Linked DNA regions of Homo sapiens: all the other regions are linked to region 1. The links are chromatin loops, found by intact Hi-C in ENCODE. Cell type or tissue: heart right ventricle. All regions are shown on one strand.

The links. A loop is a pair of places that touch in the nucleus more often than their neighbours do. Peaks named below come from ENCODE experiments on the same cell type or tissue, not always from the same donor. Only the 100,000 strongest peaks of a DNase experiment are listed, where the experiment ranks them.
Region 2: it touches region 1 in a loop (5-fold over the local background); 69 of 110 quality-filtered maps call a loop at or near these places.
Region 3: a loop joins it to region 1, with 3 times the contacts of the local background. A loop is called at or near these places in 14 of 110 quality-filtered maps.

Annotation. Positions count from the first base shown.
Region 1 is chr2:17,850,536-17,853,035 of GRCh38, reverse strand. No RefSeq gene overlaps it. Among named protein-coding and RNA genes, the nearest start is that of KCNS3, 27 kb to the left of the region's middle. In heart right ventricle, CTCF peaks have their summits at 912 and 1,115 (motif pointing right); a DNase peak (open chromatin) is centred at 1,086.
Region 2 is chr2:18,148,832-18,151,331 of GRCh38, reverse strand. No RefSeq gene overlaps it. Among named protein-coding and RNA genes, the nearest start is that of KCNS3, 270 kb to the right of the region's middle. In heart right ventricle, a CTCF peak has its summit at 1,466 (motif pointing right); no DNase peak of the experiment used is centred here; H3K27me3 peaks cover 220 bases.
Region 3 is chr2:18,116,800-18,119,299 of GRCh38, reverse strand. No RefSeq gene overlaps it. Among named protein-coding and RNA genes, the nearest start is that of KCNS3, 240 kb to the right of the region's middle. In heart right ventricle, a CTCF peak has its summit at 1,441 (motif pointing right); no DNase peak of the experiment used is centred here.

The sequences.
Region 1 (2,500 bases):
GTCTGTAGCTGAGGGGACCTGGAGTGGGGGACAGATGTGGTCTAGGCCTCCCCTTGCTGCACATTGCTGTGGAGGGGACTTGTTCTTCCCCAGCCCCCTGCCCTTTCCTTCTTTAGGGTGAAGACCTCCAGGATATTGAGGCAGGAAGAAGGGACAGAGAGGAACAAGCCTTTTATGGTATGTGGGGGTGGGTATGTGTTATTTGGGGGCTGCTTCTTTGTTTTAACTGTATCAGCTACTGCTGTGGTCTTCTGTTAGCACTCGCGCCTTCTCTAGTTTCCACAAATGGCCCTCAATGTCATTGCATGGCAGGTGTATGCTGGGCTTGCTTTTGTTGGTGACATGAGGGGAACAAGCTCATGCTGGGACTCACCTCGGAGACCTGACAGCGCCTTCTCCCTGCCTTCCACTGAGCTTGGAGATTCTCTGTCTCCCACTTTCTCTTGCTCTCAGTGGTCTCCCCTTACAGAGGCTTTCTTAAGGGCAAACCTGCACTCCTGAGGGATCCAGCAGGGCCCGGGGAAAGTCACTATTCTGGCCACACCAAAGGGTAGGAGCAGAGCAGCGTCACTGCCTTCCTCCCCCCTGCCTTCCCTCCCAGTCCTCTTGCTTGCTGGGGTTGGCTGGGGCAGGTCTGCAAGACCCATGCTGGGCAGGTGTCCACGCAGGGAACCACACACTCACCTTCCTGCAATGTCCTGTGTTCATCTCCTGGAGCCTCCTACTCCTGGGCTTGTGGTGGGCACCTTTCCTCTGCTGAGCCATTCTGCCCTTTCGCTTATGCATGTCCCTAGTGATCCCTACTGGGCAAAGGAAAAGCCCCACTCAACCCAATAGCTAACCCAATAAAGCAGGTGAGATGGGCCTTGTCCCTGCCACTGAGCCACACTGCTAAGTGGAGGAAAATGTGACCTCCTTCAGGCCTGAGAATATCATTTGCCTTCTGCAAATAGGACCAGCTAATGTTATCAAGGAGGGCTTAGGGCAGGTTTTATTTCAGTAGGGGGCCTTTTCAGGGACTGGGACTAAAACAGGATCCCCTGAGCGCCGAAGCTGGGCACCAGTGGATTCCTGAGCGCCTCCCAAAAGCCATTAGAGGGCAACAGGCTCCCCTGTGTGGGCATCTTCTGCTATTGCATCTGCACAAAATCGCAGTGTCTGAAAATTAAAATGACTCATAATCCCACATGCAGAAATAATCCTGTTACCATGCTGTTGCATTTACTTCCAGGAGGCTTTTCATGAGCACGGTAAGTATGTGAGTCTACATCCCTCTTTGTTCACTTAATTGCCCAAGACAACTCAATTTTGCCACTCAGCCATTTTTAAAATATAAAGTAAATGTTGCACAAAACAGTGAAATCATTGCTGGAATACTGAGGAACGGTCACTTATTTTATACTCAATAGTTTCTCTTTCTCCTCTCCCTCTCACATGCACACACAATTTTTAGGGAATCTTTATTCTTCCAGGTAGGAGTTGGAGGTGGGAGGAGAGCAGGGAGTTTCCTCCATGCCCTCTTCAGTGTGTGCCCCAAATTTGCCAGATGCTTTTTACATGAGAAACTTGTGACGTAGAAACCTGCTAGGCCAGGCACAGTGGCTCACACCTGTAATCCGAGCACTTTGGGAGGCTGAGGCAAGCGGATCGCTTGAGCCCAGGAGTTCAAGACCAGCCTGGGTAACACAGTGAGACCCCTGTCTCTACACAAAATCCAAAAAATTAGCCAGGTGTGGTGGCATATGCCTGTAGTCCCAGCTACCCAGAAGGCTGAGGAGGGAAGATCACCTGAGCCTAGGAGTTCGAGGCTGCAGTGAGCCACGATAGCGCCACTGCACTCCAGCCTGGGTGACAGAGTGAGACCCTGTTTCAAAAAAAAAAAAAAGAAAGAAACTTGCTACTTTACAGATAAATAACCTCAGTTCAGAAGAATGAAATGACTTTCCAAGGTCACACAGCTAATGGTGTTAAGACCAAGAATTAAGCACAGTCTTTGATGACCCCAAAGCCGTTATCTCTGAGATACTAGACCTACAAGATAGAGCTCCCTCCCACCCCTGGAAATGGTGTCATCAACTGACATCAGTTGGGACAGTTTCCAAAGTTATTTTTGATCAATTTTACACATTCAGCCAGAATGGCTCCAGCTCACCCCCAGTTGTCTCCAGATAGGCACTCACATTGCCCTCTAAGAAATCACTCCTGGGGCCCCAGTTGGTGAAGGATGTTCTAGATCCTGGAAATTCTCCCCGCAGTTGTACTTTAGCACCTGTAACAAGAGATATGATGCTGTGTTGCCAGGAAGTCCCAAGCTGAGAGGAGATACCCCTCTGTGCCTCCTGTAGTCACCAACCCTGGCTCCAGCCAGACCCTCCCAGGCCTCTGCAAAAGCTGCAGCTCAGCGACCACAGCCCTTGTAGGAGGAAGATTTCTTTAACAAAAAAAGCATGGAGCACCCAGGCTAGCATGGCCCTCGGAGATCGTCCAGGCCAACACAGAA
Region 2 (2,500 bases), 300 kb before region 1:
TGTGGCACCTCTCCCTTCACTCTTTCTCTTGCTCCTGCTTCCACCATATGAGACATCTGTTGCCCCTCTGCTTTCCACCATGACGAGAAGCTTGATGGGGCCTCCTTAGAAGAAGCCACTGTGCTGCCTGTACAACCTGTGGAACCATGAGCCAACTAAATCTCTTCTTTTTAAATTATCCAGTCTCAGATATTTCTCCACAGCATTGCAAGAACGAACTAATAGAAGCCTGTTTCCAAATAAGGTCACATCCTGGGGTACTGGGGGTTAGGACTTCAACATCAATAATTTTAGGAGGATCCACTTCAACCCATAACAAATACCTTCCAAGGAATACAAACCACAACCCAGTTCTCTAACATAGGAAATAGAAGTTGCACTGGCTGATTTCTAAGGGCCATTTCAGCAGGATCATTTTACAATTTTATCTGGAGGCAGAATTCTATCACAAATTCTGCATATTACAATTATGTGGAGAAGCTTCTGAAAAACACCATCTCTGCCTTAGACCAATTAACCAGGCTTTCTAGGGGTGGGTAGAGTCTGGACATTTTAAGCCCCTAAGTGATTCTAATACATTTTGAGAACTACTTGTCTATAATATTTCCCAAGAACAGGCTGAGATTACATGGTAGGAGTCCAAACTATCATCCCATGCAAAATACACAAACTTAACCTTTTTCCACATAGGAATATATATAACAAAAGTAGTCACAAATGCTCATTATAGATAAGAAAGTAGCTATAATTCTGAGGCCAACCCCTAGAGTTTCAATCAAAATTCCTATTTTAGTGATAATGTGGAGTAGGTATCACTTTTTAAGACTCTCTGGCTGAGTTTAGTCTCCTTTGTCCTCGCCTGTTTCCTGGTAACGTAACATTGGTCCTATGTCCCTTTGATTGCATTTTAATTGACTGTCCTCCCCATAGGCAGTGTGCTCCCTAAGGGTTAGGTCTGTGCCTTAGTCATCATTCTAACAATTATGCCTGATACATGCATAGGAGATATTTTTGCATGAATAAATGAGTGAATTAATCAATGTGAAGACTCAGGATGGAAAGTTCAAAGCAAGAAAATTGCTTTAGTCATTTGGAAGCTTAGTCCTTTGGACTATATTGCTATAGTCATTTGGAAGAATAGCATATTTGCCATTTTGCCAATAAAGTGTTTATTTAATTTTATGACTTTGATTGAAACAATCCTCATTTGACACCAAAGTTAAGAACATAGTGAGTTCTGCTCTCTTCTTGTAAGACTATGGTTTCTAGCAAAAATACTCTACAAAGCAAATGAGTCAAGGCATCAGACACTTTTTCTAGAGACTAGTAGCTTTCTCCTTTGGAAATAAAGTAAGACCTCAGAGATTTATGGGAAATCACGAAGGATGTAAAGCAGAATTGCTTGTCAGGCAATATATTGCCATGATTTGAATATCCCTTCCAAAACTCATGTTGAAGCTTAATCCTCTAGGTGGCAGTATTGAGAAGTGGGCCTTTAAGGGCTCTGCCCTCATGAAAGAATCAATCCACTTACGAATTAACGGATTAATGGGTTAATGTATTATTGGGTTATCATGAAAATGGAACTGGTGCCTTTATAAGAAAAAAAAGAAATACCTGAGCTAGCACATTACATGCTTAGACCCTTCACCATGTGATAACCTGAACCACCTCAGGACTCTACAGAGAGTCCCCCACAAGCAAGAAGGTGCTTACCAGATGGCCCTTCAACCTTGGACTTCTCAGCCTCTAGAGTAATAAGAAATAAATGCATTTTCTTTATAAATTACCCAGGTTCAGGTGTTCTGTTATAAGCAACAGAAAACTGATTAAGACATATAAGTACGCAGAAAAGTTCTTACACAAAACAGAATTACACACATTACTACTTCCTGGGAATCCAAATGAATGACTCTATAATATGACAGAGGCCTTTACACAAATCTTCTTATGGCCTCATAGCTTTCTCTTCTAAAAGGGAGGTCCCAGTAACACAGGGCAATAATTATGCTTATTTTGCAGGAAACTGAAATGTAGAGATACTTAAAAATGCAAAGTTTTATCTAAGTAAATTCATATTCACTGAATACCTGCTATATCCCATGCATGGTGTTTTGGAGAGAAAATAGAAGTTAAAATAGGGCCCTTGACTTAAAGGAAATTTCTTTCTAACATGGGAGAAAAAAACACTAAATAGTTATTATATCAGACAGGATATTATCTCTGCAGCAAAATGCTCTCAAAAAAGCATGATAGCAGGTTAAAATGAAGATAATAGCCAGAAGATGATGGGAAAGTGATATTGGAGCAGATGTCTAAAAAGGATCAAGTTTTGATAGGTATGTGGAAGAGATCCTAATAAACGAAGAAAAATCAAGGCAAGAATAGAGGTAGGAATTACCATCATCAGGGAAGGGTGACCCACTCAGTTTCCCAAAGTGTGAAAATAAATGAGGGAGATAATCATGGGAAGGCAGTTTCAGAGCAAATCTCTAAGGGC
Region 3 (2,500 bases), 270 kb before region 1:
AATCAAAGCCATGAGTTCTGAAAATAGCCTCTATCTATGTACATTGATAAGCTTTCCCATGGAAAATGGGTAGCTGGTAGATTGTCTGAGCCTCAGTCTACATCCCAGTGAATGCTGGCAAACACAGATAGAACCCTGGGACCAGAGACAGGCTCCAAATTCAACAGTCATGCATCCGCTGAGTCCCCAGGGGCCTGAGCACAGTGGGCTAAGCCCTGTGCAGGAGAGTCCTGAGCTTTCTAGAGCGTTCCTCTTGACAGACAGATCTACCCAGTTCAGAGCTACCCTGTTACCCAAAATCCCTGTAGAAAACTCCAAGGAGACTTGGAGCAAGGAAACACCACATTCGCTGACTCACTCTCTCATCTACAGCACAAATATTTGTGGAGTTCACTCCAATGATTAAATCCTTTCGACAAAGGGAAAGGACTTTACAGTGCTCTTTATTAGTTATTGGATTTTCCATTTCTCAATGCGAGGGTGGAGAAGAAGATGCAATAAAGGCAAACAGTTTGAAATTGATTGTTTGCTTCTCTCCAGGGTAATTTCCTGGTAACTGACAAAATACACAGACTATTAGAAGCATTCGTGGACTTATGGTAAAATCTTTTTCTTTGTATTTTATATTTTTAAAAATCCCTTAAGCCACAGTTTTGTTTTTAATATAGGGTCTGGAGGTTGGTGGCCCTCTTCTCACAGCTCCACTGGGCAGTGCCAAAGTAGGGACTCTGTGTGGGGGCTCCAACCCCATATTTCCCTTCTGCACTGCCCGAGCAGAGTTTCTACATGAGACCCCTCCCCTGCAGCAAACTTCTGCCTGGACATGGTTGTATTTTGAATTGTGAGGACATGAGATTTGGCAGGGGCAGGGATGGAATGATACGGTTTGGCTGTGTCTCTACCCAAATCTCATCTTGAATTGTAATTCCCATAATCCCAACCTGTCAGGGGAGGGACAAGGTAAAGATAGTTCAATCATGGGGGCAGGTTTTTCCTGTGCTATGCTCATGATAGTGAATAAGTCTCCCAAGATCTGATGGTTCTATAGGGTGCAGTTCTCCTGCACAAGCTCTCTTGCCTGCCCCCATATAAGACATGCCTTTGCTCCTCCTCTGCCTTTCACCATGATTGTGAGGCTTCCCCAGCCATGTGAAACTGTGAGTCTATTAAACCTCCTTTTCTTTGTGAATTGCCCAGTCTTGGGTATGTCTTTATTAGCAGCATGAGAACAGACTAATACAGGGAGAAAAAAAGAAAGAGAAAACCACAAAACAACCAAAAAAATAAAAAAATGGCAGATGTAAGTTCTTTCTTATTGATGATAACATTTAATGTAAATTGACTAAACTCTCTAATAAAAAGACAAAAAGTGAAACAAAAAATGAGAATAATAACACAAACCTCATACGGCAGCTGTGTGCAGGTTCACCATCATGTGGCAGTGGAAAGCACTGCATTGCAGAGCTCTAGGGGGCGCCTTTCACAAAGACTACAAAGTAAATGGTGCCTGCTGCAGCTGAGCAGTGTACAACCTGCACAACCATATGGGGCAGCCCTGGCTCTGAAAGAAGATCAGGGGAATTAAGGCTATGAAACCACTTATTAAACTGTAACAGCTGTTGTAATTATCACAACTATTGTCAGGGATATCCAAAGGAATGCCTGAATCCCAACAGTGATCTGCCTCTAGCCAGGAGCATTACTGAGCCATGAGCAGCTTGAATTGAAGACCAGACAGCAACGAAATCCTAAACACTGCAAATGGAAAATCTTACAGGCCATTTGACCTGTGGAAGAAAGTAGATCAGGGATTCCAGAAAAATGGAGCAAATGTGAACAGTAGCAGATGTACGTTGTGTTTACTTCGCTCCAGACATTCTTCAAAGCATGTTACATGTATTGTCTCATTAAATCATCACTCCCACTCAATTAGTGGGTACTGTTATCACATCCAATTTACAGACGACAAAATGCTACACAGGACATTAGGCATTAGACCAAGCTACCATGGTTTGTTTGTAAGCAGTGGAACAGAGAGCTGAACCCAGGCAGTCATCTCCAGGGCCCGTGATCTCAACCACCTCCCTGGTCTGAGCAGAGGACAAACCTTACTGCACCATGAGGCTTCCTATGCAGAGTCTGAGCATCAGCCATCCATTAGGGAAACAGACAAGGCCAACAAATCAAGCACAGAGGGTGCCTTGAGCACTTCCTAGATGCTCTGTAAACTCCATGGGCCCAAGGAGGAGAGTATAAAAACATGACAAGGTTTCTGCCTTTCAGGAGCTCACGCTGTATCTAAGACAATACTAAGGCAAAAACAAAAACAAAACAGGAGATAATTAATCAAAAAAGCACATTCAATCATGTGGTAGGGGTTAAGCATCCCTAATCCAAAAGTCTGAAATCCAGAATGTTCCAAACTCTGAAACTTTTTGAGCACAGACATGATGCTCAAAGAAAATGCTCATTGGAGCATCTCAGATTTTGGATTTTCAGA